Linked DNA regions of Homo sapiens: all the other regions are linked to region 1. The links are chromatin loops, found by intact Hi-C in ENCODE. Cell type or tissue: PC-3. All regions are shown on one strand.

What was found. A loop is a pair of places that touch in the nucleus more often than their neighbours do. Peaks named below come from ENCODE experiments on the same cell type or tissue, not always from the same donor. Only the 100,000 strongest peaks of a DNase experiment are listed, where the experiment ranks them.
Region 2: a loop joins it to region 1, with 2.7 times the contacts of the local background. A loop is called at or near these places in 11 of 110 quality-filtered maps.
Region 3: it touches region 1 in a loop (3-fold over the local background); 13 of 110 quality-filtered maps call a loop at or near these places.

What each region holds. Positions count from the first base shown.
Region 1 is chr2:208,403,617-208,411,616 of GRCh38, forward strand. PTH2R (parathyroid hormone 2 receptor) reads left to right here and starts at 3,176. Exons shown (of 13, transcript NM_005048.4): 1 at 3,176-3,502. The coding sequence starts at 3,428. It overlaps LOC105373855 (a long non-coding RNA gene), which reads right to left and starts at 3,030. Exons shown (of 3, transcript XR_001739862.1): 1 at 2,835-3,030. In PC-3, a CTCF peak has its summit at 4,283; no DNase peak of the experiment used is centred here; H3K27me3 peaks cover 7,751 bases.
Region 2 is chr2:209,957,455-209,965,454 of GRCh38, forward strand. It overlaps UNC80 (unc-80 subunit of NALCN channel complex), which reads left to right. Exons shown (of 65, transcript NM_001371986.1): 49 at 190-282; 50 at 1,665-1,700; 51 at 2,035-2,253. Among named protein-coding and RNA genes, the nearest start is that of RPE, 41 kb to the right of the region's middle. In PC-3, CTCF peaks have their summits at 3,752 (motif pointing left) and 3,962; a DNase peak (open chromatin) is centred at 3,757; H3K27me3 peaks cover 3,832 bases.
Region 3 is chr2:210,191,638-210,199,637 of GRCh38, forward strand. ACADL (acyl-CoA dehydrogenase long chain) reads right to left here. Exons shown (of 11, transcript NM_001608.4): 9 at 3,574-3,701; 10 at 1,167-1,253. Among named protein-coding and RNA genes, the nearest start is that of KANSL1L, 24 kb to the left of the region's middle. In PC-3, CTCF peaks have their summits at 4,019 (motif pointing left) and 7,727 (motif pointing left); no DNase peak of the experiment used is centred here; H3K27me3 peaks cover 925 bases.

The sequences.
Region 1 (8,000 bases):
TGTGTAGCAAGCTACCCCCAATCTTAATGACTTAAAGTAAGTACAACCACTTACATAGCTCAGAAATCTGTAATTTGGACAGGCTCTTCTCTGCTTAAGTTGGTATCAACTGAGGCAGCTGAGCTTGGGTTAGAGGATTCAGTTCCAACATGGCTCATTCATAGGGCTGATGAGTTGCCACTGGTTGTTGCCTGGAACAGTGGTTAGGATTGAGACCTGAGATCTTCAGTTGCCTGCACTGGGCTTCTCTATGGGCGTCTCAGACTTCCTCACAGCATGGTGGCTAAATTCCAAGACTGAAAGGAAGTCCTAGAGCCTAGAAGTAGAAGCTGCCAGTTTCTTAAGGCCAGAGTTTATTTCCACTATATTCTATAGGTCAAGCAGTCATAGAGCCCATAATCATGGGAAGGAGACATAGGCCCTCACCTCTCAATGAAAAGTGTGTGTCCAAGAGTTTTGGGGGCATATTTTAAAACCTCTACAGTCAGAGAGTGTAAGGGGAGAACAGAGAGAAGAAGAACATTAAGTCTTAGGAGGACAAGCTTGAGTTGGGGCTGTTAGTTGGCTACTGAGAAGAAAGTTCTCATCTAATTATTTGAGAAACAAAGACAGAACATTGGTAATTTAACAAGTAGGGCAGTGTAGATTTAAGAGAGAGGAAATGGCATGGTACCAAGCACATAAGTCCAACTTCTTAATTTTCTTCAGGCTTTATCTTGACTGAGGTGGGCCTTGAATTTAACAATTTTCTTTAATCCTCAGTAGGGAAACTTTAAGATTGGCGATTGCTTCCTTTTCATTATTTTCCCTTAAGCTACAAATTAATTACTGAGTATTTCCATAATAGGCTTTGCATATTAATAATTATAAATGGAATGTAATAGTGTATATGAAAGTATTTTGCAAATACCAAGCTTACTGTCATTTGTATAACTGTACAGCTGATAAAAGTTTCCTCGACATTGTCATTATCTCATTTAATTGTTACACGGGCCTTATGAGGCAACTTGTTATTAGTAATAACAACCTTTCCTAATTAAACAGAGAGAAAGACACTTGCACACGAGCCACTGCACATCAGTTTGGAGTCAAGACAAAAACCCTCGCCTTGGGGAGTACCTTTTCTCTTCAGATGTACCCCGAGAAGTACCCGTGTTTGAATGGCCAGACTTCCCTGTTGTTATCTGCCTACTTCCTGAGTTCCAGTGAGAAAGCCCTCAGGACTGAGCTTCAGAGGGCTAAGTTCTTTCCAAATTTAACAGTCAGGCACTCAGAGAAAAGACTGCCAACCATTTGATGGAGGTGTTTCACATCTGAGTTTGATGAATGGTATTCCACCCTGGATAAACTGGAGAGATGCTCTATTTAATTGATTGCAAACCCTACTTTGATTTCTAAGCCTCTTCTATCAGAGCAGCCTTACATGGAGCTAAAGTTGTGATTTCAGAGGCATTAGCAAACTTTTGTCCTCCACCTCCCTTCAAAATATCTTTCCCATTAAAAAGATGGATTCTTTAATAAGTGATGTTGCATTAACTGGTTAGGTACTTGGAGAAATTGTTACATTACCTAAAAAATTGATACTTTAAAACATTAAATTATTTATTTAATGTTTGAAACAGTAAAATTATGAAACGGTAGAAAAGAACTAGAAAAAAGATCTGATGAAAAGATTTTCTAATTTTTAGTATGCAATTCCTTTCTCGCATAAAAGCTAAGGAAGAAATTATAAAAGAAAAGACTGCTAGATTTAGATACATAAATTTAAAAAACCCTCCGCACTGATCAAGATATTATAAATTAGGCCAAAAACAAAGTTGAAAAACATTTTGGTATTTATGTCAGAAAAATATTTTATATTGTAAACATAGACAGTGCTTTTCTACATAAATAGGGAATACTCAAACTTACCACAGCCCTTTGCCCATTCACAGACTATGATCACAATAATAATAATAATATTCATCATCACCAAACAATGCTAACGATACTAGCTAATACTTATTGAGCATTTCCTTGGACTTTATGTTTGTTTACTCACTTAACTTTTCCAACAAAATTTTGAGGGACAGCAGTGGGCTGAATGTTTATGTTCCCCCAAAATACATATGTTGAAGTTCTAGTCCTTAAGGTGATGGCTTATTAGGCATGGACTTTGAGAGGTGATTTGGTCATGAGGGCTCTGAGATCAGTGCCCTTATAAAAGAGACCTCAGAAAAATCCCTCATCCCTTCTGCCATGTGAGGTTGCAATGAGAAGACAGCAGTGGTCAATGAGGAAGCGGGCTTTTATCAGACACTGAATCTGCCAGCACTTTGATCTTGGACTTCCCAGCCTCCAGACTGTGAGAAATAAATCTCTGATGTTTATAAGCCACCCAGTTTATGGTATTTTGTTATAGCATCCAGAGCTGATTAAAGGAGGTTCTCGCATTTCTCCCATCTTACAATTGAGGAGATTAAGACAAAGAGAGGCCAGTATGTAATTTGCTCAGGGTTATGCAGCTAGCACATGGCAGAGCCAGAATTCAAAGGCTTTCTTCCTTCAAGAGGCAAGAACAAGAGATTTTAAAAGGTTGTAATACAATTGGCCAATGAATGTCTAAAATAGTCAAACTTAAAAATAAACTAAAAAAAAAGAATATTAGTTGTCTTTTTTTAATGCCAGGATTCAAAGCACAATACCACACAAAGAACTTTTGACCCACAAGAAATATATACATTATTTCTACTTAACACACACCGAGTATTATTATAATGGTTAGGAGAAAATGAATCAGAGCATTTTAGAGAGCTTTAGGACTGTCCAGCGAACAGCCCAGACGCAGGGCCTACCTGGCCTCGGGAGCCTTTAGCCATCTTATCGCTGTCCTCGGGGCCGATGGTCAGCGCACGCAGGACAGGAAGAAACTTCTGGATCACTCCTGGAAGACCCAGGGCGCCCCTAGAGACAGGGCCCTGGAACCCGGGACAGAGTGGAGGGAAGCAGAAACATTGCGAATCGGGGGTGGCGGCAGCAGCGACATGAGATCCTTTGCCCTCCGCCCCCTGGGCTGCGGGACCCAGTGACTTCGAGGAGGAGCGCGAGCGCAGCCGCGCGGGGCGCACCCGGATCCGCCTGGGGCGGGAGCCGCCCCCTTCCCGCCGCAGGCGGCGCGGGGCTGCGAGTCAAGTCCAGGACTCGGGCCAGTCTCTCCGGAAGACAAGACCAACCTCGCGCCGCGGCGCAGCAGCACGCGGGTTCTGAGAAGCGCGTGGCTCCGGCGACAAGACCCCAAGCACCCTCGGCCGGTGGCCCGGGCCCGACCACCCCAGCTGCGCGTCGTTACTGGCCACAAGTTTGCTCTGGGCCAGCCAAGTTGGCAACTTGGAAGCTTCTCCCGGGCTCTGGAGGAGGGTCCCTGCTTCTTCCTACAGCCGTTCCGGGCATGGCCGGGCTGGGGGCGTCGCTCCACGTCTGGGGTTGGCTAATGCTCGGCAGCTGCCTCCTGGCCAGAGCCCAGGTAAGAGCCAGTGCTCCGCGACACCTGTTTTCGCGGAGCCTCCGGCGGGGACTCAGCTTTAGCGACACGGAGGCCAGGTGCGCGCGAGAGCTCATTCATGTTCACACGTCCACAAACGCCCCGGCACGCACCGAGGCGTACCCGGCAGGTGCTGGCAGGCAATTAGTGGAGGGAGCTTCAAAGATCTGCTTTAGTGGAGTGATGTCCTGGGGCCGGCACTGTTTAGACCAGCATCCTGGCATCCGCAAAGTAAGGGGATATTTCCGAACAGCGGAGTCGTGGATCAAGAGTGTGAGGCTGGGAAGGTGAAGGAACTTTTCTTACTCTTAAACTCCGTGGTCCCCATTTAATTAATCGAAATGACTTTTGTCTGCTGGTAATTTACCATCGCTTTTGAGAATTTAAATTTACAGGATCGATTGTGACCACTATCTGAAAGAATAATTGGCTGTCTGTGATACAGAATCACATACATTCAAGTTAGGAGACAGAATAAAAATACCAAAATACAGCTCATTTGTTAATGTTAAGCGGTGGCTGTCACTTTTGTACTGCTAATATCATTTAGAGATTTTCTGGGCGATCTTTCACAATGAAGCCTCTTTAATGTGCAAGGCACAATTCATACGCACTTTTTTTTTTGAGTCAAATCAAATGTAGGGTTTACAGTCAGCTTTTCAGATGAGCTAGAGAGATGCGTGTAGTGGTGGATGTTATGCAGTTCAAGAGCCCTGTGAATTTAAACCGAATCAAGGTATTTCTCTCCGGTTCGGTAGGGGGTGCACCTAGACCGTCAAATGAAGGCCCAATAAAAAATTATTTCACCGTGAGAATTCAAAGCAGTGATTTATGTGTTGATACTGTCTAAACTTAATACTATGTTCTCGGCTTTCAGATGACTAGTTTAAATTTCAATTATTCTAAAAGTGCAGTTTAAAAAACCTATCTGTTAAAGTCATAACCAGAGACATTAAAACTTAAAGGGGATTTCTAGGCTAGGTGCCACGCTAAAAGTGGGCTTTACTTAACATGACCAAGATGTTTCATGTAGATTTATTTTGTTAATAAATAAATTTTGTTAATAAACTAAACAATTTGTGTGTCATACATTGACTAATAATATTAGCAATGGATAGCTGAAAGTAAGATACACTTAAACCTGAAAAAATTCATCAAGTTACCAGAAGGAATATGAATGCATGGAAAAAAATTTGGTGATAAATTTCCATGATCGTTATAGAACTCTGGTAATCTCTACTATACTTCCTACATTTTTATCTCATAAGATATTTGGATAATATGCTTAAAAATGGCATCTTATATACAAGAGGCAACTGAACTCTAACCGTTTATTTTATTTAGTGTTCTAGATTACTTTTTGTAAGGAAATGGGGAGGTATTATTTAGTACAATAAGAAAAAAAAAAGGCTTGGTGTGGTGGCTCACGCCTGTAATCCCAGAACTTTGGGAGACGGGAGGATCTCTTGAGCCCAGGAGTTCGGGGCTGCTCTGAGCTATGATCATGCCACTGCACTCCAGCCTGGCAACAAAGTGAGACCCTGTCTTGAAGGAAGGAAAGAAAGAAAAGAAAGAGAAGAAAGGAAAGAGAGAGAGAGAGAGAAAGAGAGAGAGAGAGAGAGAGAGAGAAATAAATAATAAATAAATCACCATGGGATTGTGGGCAGAATATTTTCTTTTGCTTTCAATAAAACAATCAGGACATTGAATACTTCTATAACTTTAAACCAGGATTTCCCAACCTTGGCATTGTTGACATTTTGGGACATATATAATAATTCTTTGTTTTGTTGGGGGTGGGTGTGTTGTCCTGTATATTGCAGAGTATTTAGCGCCACCCTGTCTCCTCTATCCACTAGATGCCAGTAGCCCCCCTCCCCCTAACTGAGACAACCAAAAATGTCTCTAGATGTTGCTGTACATAGTTTGGAAGGCAAAATCACTCCTGGTTGAAAATCATTGCTTTACACGGATTTCCATTTATATCTATAGATTATGAATTGCATAAAATGACAGTTTGTGGTATTATATTACATTTGCCGAATTTTTGACATTTTAAAGTCTGGAGGTTAAATTCAAGTGATTTACATTGACAAACTGATACATTTTATGACCTTCAGTTTCTTCATCTTCAAAAGAGTCATATTGGGCTAAGATTCTTTTAATTCTATAAGTCTTGGTTTATTACTTTTAGGTTACAGTCATTCTCTACTCTGAAATTCCATTAGTTAACCTGGAGTATAATAGAGACTAAATACATTCTGGGTATTATTTACTTCAAATATCAATTGCTGATATTATTAGCTTAAGTATGAGAGACAAGGTATTTATGAAAAATGAGGCTGGCTTTATTAATTTTTTTAGCATACCCAGTTAATGATGAATATATTGCTAGCTAACACAGATATTTCAAAAAAATTATAACATATTGATAGAAAACCAAAGGGAACTCACCCAGGCAGAATGAGCTTGTGTAGAGTAAATATTTAGTATTCAGTAAACACTGGATCACACCATAAAATAGATGATATAGACCAGTGCTCATCAATTGTTTTAAGGGTCTCTGTGGTTTCTGGTTGGTAAAGATATACTTTTGTCTCAAAGCACAGTTCAAAACCCGTGCATTCATACATCATTACAGAGCCCAGCAATGCATTTTCTATAGTCAGATTATCACATGGTAATGAGGACCACTATATAAACATGTTCAGTATTTTCTTTACTGTGTTAGTGGATCCTCCTGGTAACAGACTGTAGGATGGAATTGGGGTGCTAGAGGTTTATTAGGGGAGGAGGTAATGCTTGTGAAAGTTGAAAGGGAGAGGGAGAAGGATTGGACAGGGGTAACCTCAGACCGGCAAGCAAATCTGACAAAATTTTTTCCAACTCAAAGGAGAACCTTGGGGGAAAGGTGCCCATCAGAGGAGTCCCATGCTGCGAAAAAATGGCCAGGTCTTAGAATTCCTACTGTTGACCTTCCAGCATGAAGATTCAGAGCCTACTAGAAAATCAGAAATCTCTTTCTAGGTGTGGAAAAATGGTAATCAGTAATGCTACTTGCCAAGTACCAAATACTGTGCTAAGTACTTGATTCTCTCATTTAATTATCACAGTAACTTTATGAGATGGGCACTGTAATTGTTCACATTTTTATAAATGAGAAAATGGGGCTATGAGATGTTAGATAATATACTCAACTCACACAAGCAGCCATGATTTATACTCTGACTTTTACCTCTGGGGCCCACCCCTCCTACTGGTACCCTCATTGTGGAGATCAGCTGGGCACTGCTTAGTGACATTATGTATACACATGTCCTCTGTCCCAGCAATCTCCGCCCCGAGTCTCTATCCCAGGGAATTTCTCACCCAGGTCTATAATGATTCTTGCAGTAATTCTGTGGTGTTAGAGAATTAGGGGCAATCTGGGTGTTTATAATGGGGTATTGTGTAGCAATAAAAAGCAATGGCTTAAATGTGCACAAATCAGCATGGACAAGATCGTAAAAACAGGATAACATGTGACAGAAACAATAGGATATATGGTATGATATCATTTACATACATTAAAATACATGCACATAAAACAGTAATATATGTTTTATGAACATATTCAGATAAAAGATTGTGTGTGTGTGTGTGTGTCTTACATAAATGCTTGTATATGGGAGGTAGAGAAGTAGGAGTGGGGTATAGACATAAAATGGGATAAATCAATAAATCAAGTAGGCCTGCACTCTGCATCTCAACGCATGTGTTAATTACAAATTGTGGTGATAATAAACAGAACTGTCAAAACTATTACTGATGGAGTTAAGAATGAGGACAGCCGGGCACAATGGCTCATGCCTGTAATCCCAGCACTTTGGGAGGCCAAGGCGGGCAGATCACTTGAGGTCAGGAGTTCGAGACCAGCCTGGCCGACATGGTGAAACACCGTCTCTACTAAAAATACAAAAATTAGCTGGGCATGGTGGCACACGTCTGTAGTTCCAGCTACTTGGGAGGCTCAGGTGGGAGGATCGCTTGAACCCTGGAGGCAGAGGTTGCAGTGAGCTGAGATCATACCAAGTCCTAGAATATAGGCAGCTTCTCCAAAGTGGAAACTAGGGACTGTCTTTGGCAGAATGAAATGGAAACTCAACATTTGATTATCTCTATACTGTGTTTATTGCCACAAACACTATTGTAGTTAAAGATAAGAGAGTTGGTTTGTTCTCATTCTTTTCTCTTGACAACGAGGACTATTTCCATTTGTCTTCTAGTTATAAGGAAGCCTTAAATCCCTGAGGAATGGGCTTCCTGGTGGCTGCATTAATTGTGAGTAGTCTCTTCAGCCCTGGTAGACCAGAGGCAGTGAGATGGAAGGGTCCCAGGTGTGGCTCTTCCTTGCCAATGCACAGAGAGTAGGTTTCATATTCCCAGAACTTCCTCAATTCTTTGTGACAAAATAAAATATTTTCAGCAGGCATTCATGCAT
Region 2 (8,000 bases), 1.6 Mb after region 1:
GGGAATCAATGTTCTTTTAAAGTGCCTCTCAGAACAAACAGAAAAGCCCAAAGCTAGACAGCCTGTCTTTTGAAGACTCTAAAACTAACTTAAAACTTATGTGTGCTTCAGTAACTTGAGGATTTAATAAATGTTTCCATTTCTGTTGTTGTTGTTGTTTTGCTGTGGTGATTACTGTCATTGTTACAGGCCCATGACAGCCCCACAGATGAGCAGGTGTGACCAAGGTCATAAGGGAACCACCACAGCCAATCACACCATGTCGTCTGGGGTGAACACCAGGTAATTCACTGCGCCTTATTCTTCTATGGTCTCTCAATTTCATACAACCCGAATGTCAGCTGTTGAGAATGAAAGGAACCCTGAACATAGTCAATATTGAGTGTGAAAACCTCCAAGGAAAAGAAAAGAAGGTGAGAGTTTAGAGTTACAAGAAAATACCAAGGCTTCTTTTGAAATTGTCAAAGAGAAATCTAAACCAACTTCATAAATAGGCATTTGTGTTGTTTTGTTTGCTTGAGCATTCTAGATGTTCTCTGCCTCCTGGGTGGTCTTTGAACTATTCCAGTGTTGTTTCATTTACCTTCAACAAAAGGCAAATAAACAATAATAATCAGGAGGTGGTTTATCATTCCCAGGGCACTCAGAGTCAACTTACTTTCATCTGGACAGATTTTCTGCAGACATTTCATCCAAACTTTGACATATGCCCTCAAATGGTGCTTTTCATGGTTGTTAACTTAATCTCCTTCTCTTGTTGTGGTGTAACTCAGATACTGGCTATACTAGTTAATATTTTACCCGTTTCATTCCATCTGTGTTAGCTTTAAATATTCCGACATACACAAAAAGCCTAATTAGCTTCCTCCTACAAGGAAGATTTAAGATAGGGCAAACCCAAAATCAGCTTAAGAAAAAGTTCTTTTCCCAGTATGGAATAGTTGGCCTGGAAATCATAAGGAGAAATTCAATAATTTTTCACTCTCTCTGAAGCCTATTTTTAAGTGTGTATCATTATTCATGTAAAGTTAATTCCCTGCTCATCATATATATTCATATTAAAAATAAAACAAAAATAAATTCCAAACCCAGCTATAAATTGCCTGGTGTGATGGTTAACTTATGCCTCAATTTCCTATATTAAGGGAAAATGATATACTATAGCTTAAGTGATATTTAGGGACTTCTCTAGGCTCACTGGATTAAATGAGGGCTTCTAAAGAAGAAAGAGGGCTTCTAAAGTCTTAGTATCCATGAATCATAAAGCAATAAGTCTCCAGAACTGAAAGGAAGTCAGCCATGATTCTCCTTCCTGTCACTTAAGACAGAGCACATGGTATTAAAACTATAACTTAAATTTCAAAATGTCCAAAAATTTCTCTCATTTGGCTATATTCTATGAGTTTGTATATATTTTTATAATAGTCGTCTTTACCCAAATCACGCAACAATAAAACAACTTTTGCAGCAGCTATAATTGCAATATATGTGTTAGCCAAATGAAAGATAAAGCCTTTATGTTTTAGGAGTAATATATGTATATTTGTGAGCTTATCAAAATGTATAGCTTCAAGGGCTTTTCATATGAAAGTCGATAAGAAGCCCCAACCAAAGGACCCCGTTCTTGCTCTAATAGTTATGTAGACTGTTTTTCTGACTCCCAGGTACCAGGAACAAGGAGCCAAACTGCACTTTATCAGGTACAGAAAGACTTGCTCTAATTTCATACCAGTTCTGACATCTTGAGATGATTGCCTTTTAAGCTGGTTTATGGCTCTATTAGATTTCATTTGATGCATAACATACTATTTCTGGGTAAACCCCCAAAAGTGGGTTTACTACAGTTTGGGATGACAGTCTCTTCTAGGCTGCTAAGCTTTCTTTATCCTTCGGATGAGGTTCTCCTTGGCCTCACCCTACTGATTCATTAACTCATTAGGAATCTTATATTTTTCTTCAGTGTGATACCCTCTTCTCACAGCTGCTACATGAATACATTTTCAGACCCCTAGTTAATCTTTCACAATTTCCCAGGGAAAACCTTCATTTACTGGAGGAAGGGCAAGGCATTCCCAGAGAGGAACTGGATGAACGAATTGCTCGGGAAGAGTTCAGAAGACCCCGGGAGTCCTTACTGAATATTTGCACTGAGTTCTATAAGCACTGTGGGCCACGGCTGAAGATCTTGCAAAATCTGGCTGGGGAGCCTCGGGTCATTGCCTTGGAACTGCTGGATGTGAAGTCTCACATGAGGTACTGGCCTCGCTTTCCCTGCCCCAAGTGTGAACACAGCTTGGCCCATGTGTCTGAATGTGTGTGTTGGGTTGAGAGTGGGGGTTCTCCAGGAAAAACTCTTAATATAGAATGATTTGTTTCCGGTGACTTAGGTACACATCATACAGAACCCTCTGCTAAAGTGTGCATTAAGTCCATCAAACAGGATCTTAGCGTGGACAAGGGGAAAATGTTCTTAAGATAGAAAAGCACAGTTTATATATGTGCTTCTCAATAAAAGAGAAAGAAAGGGAAATTTTATCACCTGAATTCTTAGAAAAGTAGCCTTCTTCTCACTACTATTTACTGCCCAGATTCGAATTTTTCACAAGAATTGAATGTTTCTTCTCTGTTATTTTACATGAGGAATGCACAACTACTTTCTGCTTCTAGGGTCCCTAAAAAGCCAGTAATGAGCCCTGCAGGGAAGTAAGCAGTTTTAACTCAGCCAACTTGGCTTGGGCCTGAAATCCCCTTTATATAAACAGCCTTCCAACCGTTAAAAAAATGTGTCCTGGTAAAAATTCTGAACTAGATGAGGCCAGTCGTCATTTACATGTTTTACTCTTAGTGTGCTAGGGAAAGGCCCCAGAATTACTTCCCTGTGCACTCGTATTTCGTCTTCCTACAGAGATGCCATTTCACTTGAAATTCATGCTAAAGGCCGTATTTGTGTTTCAAAAGGAACGTGATTCCAGAGGACCTTCTATTCAGATTTGTAATTGTTTGTTAAGGGTGATAAAAATCCCTTCAAAGAAAAATGTCATGGGTAACAAAAGATTCACTTGGAAATTTTAACGTATCTATAAAGGTAAAAGTAGAGTTAGGTTCAGCCACTTCCAAATAACGTTGCAATTTCACAAAACTCACAGTTTCCTGGTTATTGCCTTTTTTTAAATTTAGAAAGTACTAAATGGAGGAAAATGAGAAGACAGAAATGTACAGTGAGCATAGATTCTTTTTCTTCCAGTGTAATTTCACATTCTTTGAATTGTGGGCACACACCCAGTACTGCCCTGGAGAACCCCAGAGCCTCACTGGAGTTCACACTCCCTGCTGTGCAGTAATGGGGAAGAGCTTATTTCACACTGAGAAGTTCAGCTCCTAGATGGGAGCCTTCAGAGAAAGGGGAGGGACATTTGGAGTGTTAAGGTACTGCTGTCATAGCAACTTAGGAATCTATTCAGCCCCTCCACTTCCTTTCCCGCTGGTCTTCTCTAGCTGACCTAAGCAATTCTGTGAACAGAGAAACATCACATTCCCAGAGTCAGAAAATCATTATGACCAATGGCCATTTTGTGAGAGAAAGGGAAAAATATTCCTAAAAGATGGATGTGTGTGTGTGTGTATGTGTGTGTGAGAGAGAGGGAGAGAGAGAGAGAGAGACTATGAGATAGTGACTGTCCCATAACCTGACTGTATTTATACTCTTCTTAGGGCATTTGGAGGGAGGGGACAGCAAGAGTCAGAGAGGCCTGGCGCTCCCTCTAGAGGCCAATACCTATTAAAGGTTAAATGAACTGGAAATGATTTAGCTCTGTGCCTGGCACAGATCTGGACACAATAGATACTAATGCTAATGAGAATGGTTCAAATACTATGTTAAACACTGGGGATGTAAACTAAGGTCCTGGTCTTCAAGATTATCACGGTTCAATGCAAGAGGCACATAAGAAAATAACTATGATACAAAGTTGTAAGTACTATAATCACATTTACATTTATGTATTATTATATAAAGGATTTGAGGAAACTCAGAAAATATTTGAAGGGAGAGTGTATACAAATTATAGAGTCAGGATAATGTGAAAGATTTTCAAGGAGTTAATTATTTTTATGATAAGATTAGCACGGGAAATCAATATAAGATCATATTAGATATTATTCATGAACCATAAATTTGACTTTCTTAGTTATCAAAGCAAAGAATGAAAAAAAGATTAATTACAAAATCATAATATAAATAAGTTAAAAACAAAACAGTTGCTCGGTGAAACAATACTTTTTTAAAATACGAAGAACAAGAAAAATCTTGTAGGGGCCAAGGGAAAATTTCCCCTTCACTCTCTGAAGGTTTGCTGAAAGTCAACTGATAAAAGGCAGATCATAATCAAAAAGCATGAAAATGTATTTGATCATAGTTTTACCTGACACAGGAGCCTTCAGGATGAAGACCCAAAAATACAGGGGAAGCTCTCCATTTTTGTTTAAGTTTAACAAAGTATGGATAGCCATGTATAAATATGACTGGACAAAAAGGGTATGATCCCATTCTAATAGACCAAGTGAGGAAACCCAGCATGGCCTGTATGTTTGGATTCTTCTTGGCCTCTCTGGTTAGCATTCCTTCCTTCTGGGAATGGGGCAAGACCCTTTCTGGAAAGGGGGCGTTGTTATGACCTACAATCAAACAAGATGGGTCAGGTAATTTCTTTATGGCTAGTTTTTACACAGAAAGATGGGGGAAATTTAGTGTAATATTTTTAAGTTTTATGGCTGGCTTCAGGAAAAAAGGTTCTGGTTTCAATGACTTGCTTTGAGGAAAAGGGTCTCCAGTTTCCATGGCTAGCCTTGGAAAAGAATGAGAGGCCACAGAGAGGAGGGCAGGAGAAGATCAGTGAAAAACCTTGGCTTCTGAGGTCTTCATTTTGGCGTATTGCTTTCTGAGCTTCAACAGTCTCCTGGTTGGTGTTTGTTAAAAGGGAAGAGTAGTATGATGAACAGAGTCCTCAACAACATCCCCATAGTAGATAAAGTGCTGGTTGTACATGGCTGGATGCCTGTTAGTATATAAAGTTGGCACAATGTCATAATGCAGTTCAGCAAGAGCAATTGATCTGAAGCCAGGATAATGTCATTCAAGAGCACAGCTATTTCATGGCCTGGATCAATAGGAGGGCAACATTTTTATTGCTCAGGGAATATTTAGACTAAATGCCCTTTATTAACGCAATTTCTCACAACAAGCTTTTGAAAAAGACAGGCCTGCCATAGTCTCTGACCAAATAGAGACATTCTGTGTTGCTGATTAGGGGCAGATCCAGATGCTTTGAACTTATACTAAGCAAAGGATGTAATTAAGGCTCTCCTATAAGTTAAGTGCGCACTTGAATATGTGTAAAAGTTGGAGCTTAATATATAAATTTGCGAATTGAGGGTAGTATTAAATCGTTCTTAAATTATAAGAATAGATAATGTCACCCAAGGATGAAAAGTTGATTTTTAAAAAGAGAAAGAGAAATGGGATGATATAAAAAATGCAAATGTTTGCCAAAATAATTTGAATCAAACCAACAAGTTAAGAAACATTGCTAAGGCAATCTATACTTCTGAATTTGCAGAATGTATGGTTGATTACAAGGCTCTTGAAGAAAATATTCTTGATTAGAGTCTCTGCCCTACAGAAATGTATTGCTTCATTTGTCCAACCCAGTGCTGCCAAAGCAGCTGGATAATAGAATCTGCAAATTCTCTCTCTTTTTCTCTCTCTTTCTCTGTCTGTCTCTCTCTCGTGTGTGGTCTCTATCTCTCTCATTCTCTTTCTCTCTTTCTCTTTTCCTCTCTCCCTCACCCTCTCAATGGGAAAATCTCTTGTGTTCCCACTGGGAAAGAACCATAGGAAAGTTTTTTGATTATACATGTGATAGTACAGCAAAGACTGTGGGAAAGGGAAATTTTGTTTTATGCACAAAGCAAATTTATTTTGTCACATGACCAGGAATTAGAGAAATTCAGGTAGTAATCCATAAAATGGCTCTTAAATTCAGCTCTACGTAGTCTTTGGAAGCTCAAAATAGACAGATTGATTATCTCACAAGCACTTCTCAATGTTATCTTTAAAATAATAAGAGAAAAGAAATAAGTGCATATAGATATACTCTTATTTGTCACACAAATAACCTGAGAAGTAAAGAATTATTTTCTGTATATCAAATTCATGAGAAAGAGATAAACAAAAGAATGTATAAGCTGTTTAAAATGATTTCTTTAAAACACCCACATTCACACAGAATTCCAGGACAATGTGAATATGTTCAGTTTGGAGAGAAGACAATGGGAATTAAGAGACAATAACTATTTCTTGATAATGAAGGGTCATGATGGAGAAGATGGATTGGATTTATGCTTTCAGAATTAAGCCTAGTAGGAAGAAATGAAAGGGAATTTGGAGGCCTAACATGAAAGGAACCTCTCACAGTGTGGACCTCCAAAGATGAAATAAGTTGCCTTGTACAGTAGTGAATTTTCTATCCATGGAGCCAGTCACATAAAGCAATTGTAGAACAATCTAAATAATCAGAGAGGTAGTGGCCTTGGCTGTGATTCCTAAACCAGGATGCCTATCAAAATCAGCTGAGGAGCTCTTACCCTCTAGATCCTTTCAAACAGTTATTCACTCTTCAGTTCTCTTGGAGTAATCACAATTTCTCTTTATTACAATGCTATAGTTAATATGTGAGACAAAGAATTACATGATATTACCACTGCACTACTCCTAATGCATCAGTGGATCTGTGCAGTGACTAAGAACAACTAATATAAAAAGAGTGACAACTAGGAATCCTGTACCTCCTGGCGGAAGTACACACCACATACACCACCTGCTAAGTACTCTTGCCAAAAATTCAAAACTGAGTCTGCAGATGTAGGCCCTGGATTTAACTTCCAATCGAATTAAATACAAAGGCAGTAGGATAGATTAAATTACACCGTGGAGATTCAATCAGCAAAATTCAGAGTGTTGCTACAGAGAATTTCTTTAATAAATAACAAGATAAGGCCGGGCGCGGTTGTTCACGCCTGTAATCCCAGCACTTTGGGAGGACGAGTTGGGCAGATCACAAGGTCAAGAGATCGAGACCATCCTGGCCAACATAGTGAAACCCTCGTCTCTACTAAAAATACAAAAATTAGCTGGGCGTGGTGGCATGCGCCTGTAGTCCCAGCTACTCAGGAGGCTGAGGCAGGAGAATCGCTTGTACCGGGAGGCAGAGGTTGCAGTGAGCCGAGATCGCACCACTGCACTCCAGCCTGGTGACAGAGTGAGACTCTGTCTCAAAAAAAAAAAAAAAAAGACAAGTACAGAAGGGGGGAAATCGACATATTAAAAGAGACTTAAGGACATATCAACAAATTGAAATTTATGGGCCTTATTTTTTCCTAATTTGTTAAAAAAAAGTAATTATGAGATAATGTGTGAATGTTGAAAACTGACTGAATATTTGGGTTTTTTAAAAAAGAATTATTTTTAATTTGTTAAATGTCATACTGTGTTGTGTTTAATTTTTCTGAGTCCATAAATTTGGAGACACATACTGAAATATGTCTGGGTAAATGATGTGATGCTTGGAATTTACTTTAAAATAGTCTAGGGTAGGGAAAAGGGGGAGTGTTTGGGGGTATAAGTAAAACAAGAGTCACTGTAGGCCAAGTACAGTGGCTCACACCTGTAATCCCAGCACTTTTGGGAGGCTGAGGCAGGCAGATTGCTTGAGTCCAGGAGCTCAAAACCAGCCTGGGCAACATAGCAAAACCCCATCTCTACAAAAACTACAAAAATTAGCCGGGCATGGGGCTGTGCACCTGTAGTCCCAGCTACTTGGAAGGCTGAGGTTGAGAGATGGGTATTTTGGGGCTTACTATATACTGATCTCTCTACCTTTTTATATGTTTGAGATTTTCCAAAATAAAAGTTAAAAATATACAGATTTCTGGGCCCAGACCAG
Region 3 (8,000 bases), 1.8 Mb after region 1:
TAAATTTGAAATCATTAGGCTGCCAGTTTGAATGTAGGTTTCATAATTTTTCCCTTTAGATACTTTATATTAAGATAATCTTAAAACATTTTTAGAAGCCTATAGCATTCTTACTCTCAGATTCAGAACAAACTGAACTTTTCTGTATAAATAAAAAATTTCCTTGGGAAAATTTTCTAAACCAAAATCATTGCTAAATAATCAGAAAAATATATTTTCTAGGGTGATGAGGAAAAAAAGCTATGGGGAGACTTCTGAGGCAAAAGACTGTTAGGAGAAAAGGAAATTCTGGAGATTGAGGAAGAAATATGAATGGGGACACTGCCTATTTACAAATTAGTACTGCTTCAAACTGATAAGAATATTCATATATGATAAAAAGATATATTTGATTTCTTTCAATTTGAAGGAAATAAATCTATTTAGAAAGAAGATTTTTAATTTTTTTAGAACAAAACAAATAATCAGATATTTAAGATATGTGACAACTTAGATCCTTTTCATATGCCAGTTAATTTTTCTGTATTGCTTTTTTTTTTTTTTGGTTTTAAAAAAAAAGTAGTATTTGGCCGGATGCAGTGGCTCACGCCTGTAATCCCAGTACTTTGGGATGCCAAGGCAGGCAGATCACTTGAGGCCAGGGGTTTGAGACCAGCCTGGCCAACATGGCAAAACCACACCTCTACTAAAAATACAAAAAAATTAGCCAGGTGTCATGGCACGCACCTGTTAATTCCAGCTACTCTGGAGACTGAGGCACAAGAATTATTTGAACCTGGAAGGTGGAGGTTGCAGTGAACCCAGATCATGCCACTGTACTCCAACCTGGGTGACAGAGCGAGACTGTCTCAAAATAAAATAAAAAATAAAAAAATTAAAAAATTTTTGAAAATACTATTTGTCCTTCTACATAAGGATTCAAATAAAGCCAAGGATCAAGCTTTTGTTTATTGGTCTCTTTACTTTATTTAAGAAAAATAAAATCCTAGTAGGGAGTTGATAAAAAAAAAGCTGTTTCCATTTGCTTGAATACATTTTGTCTGTATTCAGCTGAAAAATTCAAAAGATTGCACACCTCCTTTCCCTCTACATTTGATGTACAAAGTAAAGAAATTTTCCTTTTTCTTCACATCATAAAGAAGAGTGTATCAGAAAACTATACTTACTTTGCAATTGGGTACTCCCACATGTATCCCCAACCTCCATGGAGCTGTACACAGTCGTAAGCTACACTATTTTGTAACTCAGATGCCCTAAATGACCAAAATAAAAGGCAGAAAAGAAATGTTTGAAATGGATTTTCATGAGGTGCTTCAAAACCAGAAAACTAATTATTTACAATTGTTTAAATGTGCACATTTATTAAGCAATTAGAACGGCATATTAGCTAAGCAAAGAAGATAAAAATTACATATGAAATATATTTCAAGAGAATTTTCATATAAGAGTACCTTTTTCATTAATTATATTTCTTGCTAGGTTTTTGTTAGGCTAGAAACAAAAGGTAGAAAACTCAGATGATTAGATTTTGGCTATTTGAGGCTAGAAAAACATGCAGTAAAGACTTGAATATGTTCTAATTTATTTGGATTCTCTATATGATCTAAATTACTCAGCCACCTAGTTCTTTTTGCCCTTGTAATATGCATTTTTTCTCCAATGATGTCACTTTCTACTTGAAGATCACGATTCTGAATTTCAGTATAAAAAAGCAATTTTTTAGGGTTCTGACTTTTCAGAAATAAATTGAAGATAAAAGTGAAAACCTAAGAGGGCAGACTAACAAAGTATATGCTATCATATAGGAAACATTAGAAAATTATATAGAGATTATTATTCCTGAAGTGTATGTATTAGTATTATATATAATGTTTGTATACATAAACATGCAGTGCTTGAGAAAAATTCTTTTCTGATAATATCACAATTCTATCATTAAAATTCATGATAGAGATTTTATTCACCTTAACATAAAAATACATTAGTTCAAAATTCTTTTCTACTTATTTTTCTTTTCTTTCTTTCTTTTTGTTTGTGAGTCTGTTTTAGTGATGGAGTCTCACCCACTCTAGGGCCTAGGTTGGGATACAGTGGCACAATCATAGCTCATTACAGTCTTGAACTCCAGGGCTCAAAGGATCCTCTCACCTCAGCTTCTCAAGTAGGAGTTACTACAGTGGCAAGCTACAGCACCCCACTACTTATTTTTCAATAGTGGGAAGCATAAAGCAAAAATAAGGGTAGATACTTCTTTTTATTTAAAATAATTTAAAACTCAGACCATACGACAGGTGAGGATATTTCTAAGCAATATATTAACAATATAATTATTAATAGACAAGACTTTGGGGACAATAATATTTGGATTTCTCTAATTTTTTATATTTGGCAAGTATTTTAGTGAAATATTTACTGGGCTATAACTAGTTGCCTCCTGTGTTTCAGTGTGAAATATGAGCATGTGTATAAACCTGAGGTTTTCAAATAACAAGGTCAATGGCTATCCAAACTTCTCTTTTTCCAAAAATATGTAAATTTTTTTTACACTTTTTGCCACTAGTCAAAGAACTTCTTGTAAATGTAAATATAAAAAGTCTCCTCAAAAGTGCAAGTTTCTGAAAAGTAATTCCACATTATTTTTCAACCTGGCAATTTTGTTATTATGGGATCATTATATAAAGCACAAAATATTTCCCCTGTTCTACCTGTGATTGAACTGAACACAAGTTAATGAATAATGACAGGAATTTATTCTAAGTTACTCTTGGGCTAATGATATGGGAGAATGTTTGTTTTTAAAAAGAGGAAACCAAATCTACTTCCAGAATCTGATTTAGACTGTATATTCTAAAATCTTAAAATATACAAAAGTCTGACATACAGGGATGTTTTTTCATTCAACTCATCTTTAACACCATTGCTAATAATCTTTAATTCAAATCGAAGTCTTTCTAAACTTAATAGGATTTTTATTCTCCTTTCACTTAATAGAGCCTGTGAAACTTTGATTGGACAGCCAGTTCTTCCTGAATTTTTTCTTAAAATTGGAAAGCACCTTAAATAGAAAAATCCTGTCCAACTTAGTCATTTCACAGATAACAAAAACATTTTCCTGGATGGAATTAAGTTTAATTATAGTTATTTAATAAAAGAATTTGGACTCTATCTCAAGACTCCTAAGTTTTACTGTTCCCTTTCAGCCTCACTATACTGCCACTCTTCAGATAATTTGAAATTAAACTATTACTTGAATGAATGAATCAGTCATCCTATCAATATCACTCTTCATTTTCCCACTCTTAATATTTTATTTTCAATAGCAAGTTAAGAATTAAATACTAACTTTGCTTGCCTATTAGGATAAAAAAATTAAATACCAACTTGAAACATTTTTAGCACATTATACATATGCTTAATGGAACTTTTTAGCATTTTTTTTTAAAGTGGAGTCTCACTTTTATTTTTCATTTCACAGATTTCTTCCTTTAAGACCCTCAAGGCTGAGCTTAAAATTGGCAGAATTCCATATCAGTCTGAGCACACACCGCACTCTAATTACTGTAGCATGCATACCAATATTTCGCCATGCAAGCAGTGGCGGAGTCCAAACGTTTCGCTTCATGCAGCTGGAGACAGTTGTCCACAAATGCTCGGGTTACACATATATGTGTTTTTAATTCTGCTAATTTATGTTGCACTGTCTTGAATTTAAAGGAAATAAAAGAAAAAAGTGAGCATGGTAGAAATATAAACTTCAACCCACTTAACATATCAGAAATTATACAATAAAAGATCTTTAGGGCAAACAAAAGTGGAATTGTTGGTTTTTTCCTCCATAAAAATGGCATTTGTTACCAAATCAGCTTAAATTTAAAACTCACTATATTTCAGTGCTAAGGAAATTTGTACTAAAAGATGCAAAAATAGTTTAAAACATAAACAATGTCTTGTTTCAGATTGTAAAATTTAGACGAGGCAAAATTCTTGAAAAACAGCATGACTTTAATGTGTGAGCACCATCTTGTGGTACAGTTATTTAGGTACAGCCGTTGAAAACACCTGTTGCTTTTTCCTCCAGAGATTAAATCCTTGAAGATTTTTTTCTTTATTAATGAAATTAAGTATACAGATTTTGCTACTCTGCTTCTAACATCTGGAGGGACAAGGGGTTTCTATATATGTTCATAAACATCAAAATATAAGGTATTATTTAATATTGCACAGTATTTAATCTAGATCTGTAGAAAGCAATAGAATAAAATCAGAGTACTAAAGAGATCAAAATCCAGTACCCTCATCCTCTTTCATCCCTTCACATTATCCCTTCTGATATGGTTTGGCTCTGTCCCTACCCAAATCTTATCTTGAATTGTAGCTCCCATAATCCCCACATGTTGTGGGAGGGACGTGGTGGGAGATAATTGAATCATGGGGGTGGGTTTGTCCCATGATGTTCTTGTGATAGTGAGTAAGTCTCATGAGATCTGATGGTTTTATAAAGAGTGGTTCCCCTGCACACGCTGTTTTGCCTGCTACCATGTAAGATGTGCTGTTGTTCCTCCTTCACCTTCCGCCATGATTATGAGGCCTCCCCAGCCATGTGGAACTGTGAGTCCATTAAACCTCTTTTTTTTTTTTTAATAAATTACCCAGTCTCAGGTATTTCTTCATAGCAGTATGAAAATGGATGAATACACCTCCCGTACCTCTCAATAGCTTGTTTAGCAGTCTCTAGCTTGGACTGAATGGTCTGGGATTATCAATGTTAATATAGCTATGTACCTACCTCCTCCTACTGGCCATGGACAACCCATTAGCATTTTTGGAAATCATTCTATTTAGACCATTCTCAATTGTTGCTGACTGTCCTTGCTTCAATCAAGCTTTATTTCATTCCTGACTCTAGGCTCTCACACTCTGAACTTGGAGTGTATATCTGTTCTCTTTGGCACTGACTCTTGAGCCTCCCTCAGGAAATTGGCTTGAACTTGAAATACTGGGTTCCCACTTTGGGTAGCTCCAAAAGTATACTCCATTCTAGTTGATTTCTTAGGTCCAAGGCCCAGATATGGTCAGCTGGCCTATCTTCTTTGTGAAAATTCAGATAGAAACAGTTCTGATCATTCTGCTGTGAAATGAGTAAGAACTTCACTGTGGCTAATAGCATATACATGGAAAGTTACAGGCAAAGGTGGTGCAGTGAAACTCAAACTAGAAATTAAACACATCCCACCTAGGTACTACCAAGTCCAAAGCCACAGCTGTGTTCTCAAAGGAGGGTGGTGGGACACATTCTCAGAAGATACATGGTCTGCTTTTAATGCTGGCTACAGCAATTCTCAAGTTATAAAACTGATTCTTTCACTGTCATTGTTGGTTGGGACAGTTTTGATACTTACCATTTCTGGAAAAGAGTAGAATGGGAGTGTAAAAAGACCCAGGACCAAGCAAGACCAGGGTGTATCAGGTGGAGTAAAGCTCTGAGGGGCAGATTCCTTACAGGTATATCAACATAACTACTGTGCTGATGAAAACTCCAACTGACTGTCTTTCCCCTGGTTTTATTTCACCCTGTTCTAGAAACAGAGAATGTAACTGGCATCGAATGATTCCAAAACTAAGCAATGAGAAGGTTGGCACCCCACTCCTTCCATCTCTGTATTCTGGCCTCTAGTTCTGAACATGCTGGGTCACATCAAAACTTTCTTCCCCGCTTATTGTTTCCCTTAATTTTTTCTATCTCCATTTCTATTCATCATATATTTAATTAGGTCAAATATCTACCCTTTAATCAGCACAAAGTTTCCCACTCCCAACCCACACATTGAAGTTTACTCTTAGACAATATAAAGATGGAACAAAAAAAGAAAAAAATAGGCAAATAATCTATATATCGAAAACAGATGAGTATTCCATGAAAATCCCTGAAGATGGTTTCTAAGCCTACTCCTAGTTTAGTTCAATGACACTATGTATGACACTTTATTTGGAAAATAAGGGTGGATCCAACAAGTCTCAAGATATTTTTTTGCCTACATGATGCCACATTTGGGAATTTATGCACTGTCTTTACAATATGAAAGAGTAAAGATATCTAAGCCTGATTCTCTCATACAAGAGTCATTCCTTTGTAAATGCTGGAAACTTCTAGAAGCTGAAGTAAAACTTCAAACCAGAATGGAATGATTTAGAATTCTTGCATCAGTGCATTCAGTGAAGTCCAGAGGTCTGAGAGAATAATGTCTCCAAGAGTACATAATTTACTCTCTGAGGATAAAAAGATTAAATATTTACATATTCTTGCCATTGGGTTGAGCGTTACTAAACAGATTTGGTCTTTGCTTTTCACTGCAGACACTGCATTATGCTTTCTGAAATCATCCTCTAATCAAAGGCAACTAAAAATTAGACCACACATTACTAGTCAAGTGCTCTTAGTGAATGATCGACAAGGTCATAGCAGTATTTTTAAGTCATTTATATTTGTTAATAAATAATACTGCAGCTAGCATTAAAAATTATTCTGAAGTTACTAAGTGGGCTGGATGGAGTCTTTTTCAGAGTTCTGAATGACAGAATTCTTAGAATTATGGAAATGGAGAACACCTTGGAGAGGTTATCTAGCCCAGTATTCATTTAAACAACAGCATCAGTTGCTCTCACATATTATGGTTAAAATATAAAATGAAACACACTAGGTTTGCTATTTGATAGTTAATTAGTCCCATGCTCAAGGTCTTAAAAACTGGATATTCCCATTTTAGACACATGTCAAGAAGAAGTATTATTTTTTTCCTCTCTATTCCTCTCCCTAATTCTTTATGCCCTTAGAATTAAGAACACATACCACACAGGAAATGACTAACCAAGAGCTCTCATTAGATTAGAAAAAACATTCCATTTTCACTTCGTTGCCCACTGAGTGAAGGAAATAGGAAAAGAAAAAAGGCCCATCTGCTTTGCACTTCTGGGCAGTAATAACAGTATATAGGTAAAGAGTGTAGGTTCTGGAATTAGAATATATGTGTAATTTGGGGCAAGTTACTTAACCTCTCTATACCTTAATTTCCTTAACTGTAAAATAAAAATAATTAAAATACTTATATAGATTTGTGAAGAAAAAGAATGAGACCATTCACTTAGCAGTGTCTGGCAGATAGGGAGCAGTCAAGCAATAATATCCATTATTATTTAACATCTGGATTTTACTGTTTTATTGTCTATTCCGCAAAAAACCATAAGATCGACATAAACTATGGAGAGCATAGATTTTAAAAATCCTAATAATTATTGCTACATCCATACGTAGGTTTCTATTCTAAAAAGAAAATAAATTTTGTGACATGCATTTCAACTGGTCAGAAAGCCCCAAAATGTCCAAAATTCAAGGATAACAAAGAGAATGGAAACTGAATAGTTATATAGTTATAAAATGACATGTGGCCAAGTATATTGTAACATTTAAAGCTCTTCTATTTCAATTGAATAACTAGATCCATAGTGTACCCAGCTCTTGAATACAAGGTATAGGTATGTACAGTATCGGTTATTCATCATCTCTGAATATACTCCTAGCTTGAAATATGAAAATATTATTCAAATATATTTATTTAGATAAAATAGGAAGATCAGAAGACATATCTCAGAAATCTCAGAACATATAAACTTACTTGGAAAACAATACTACTAGCTATCAATAATGTGACCTGTGGAAGTAGAATGCTACTGCCACCTACTGAAAGTTTAGGGAACTAACTTTGAAAGAAGGCAACAATAAAATGATACTTCTTTAAAAAGGAATGATTAAAGTTATTTATTTTTTGCTATTAAAATACAATAAATATATATTTTAAAAGAATATTTTTCCCCTATGAGAAAACAATATGGACCACTTTCCTATTTCCTTCATGGTTAAATGTCAAATTACATGCCTTCTGAGCCATTCAGGCAATCTGGGTAATAATATAGTCATCCTTGTTGTAATCTAGTATTAAGTTCAT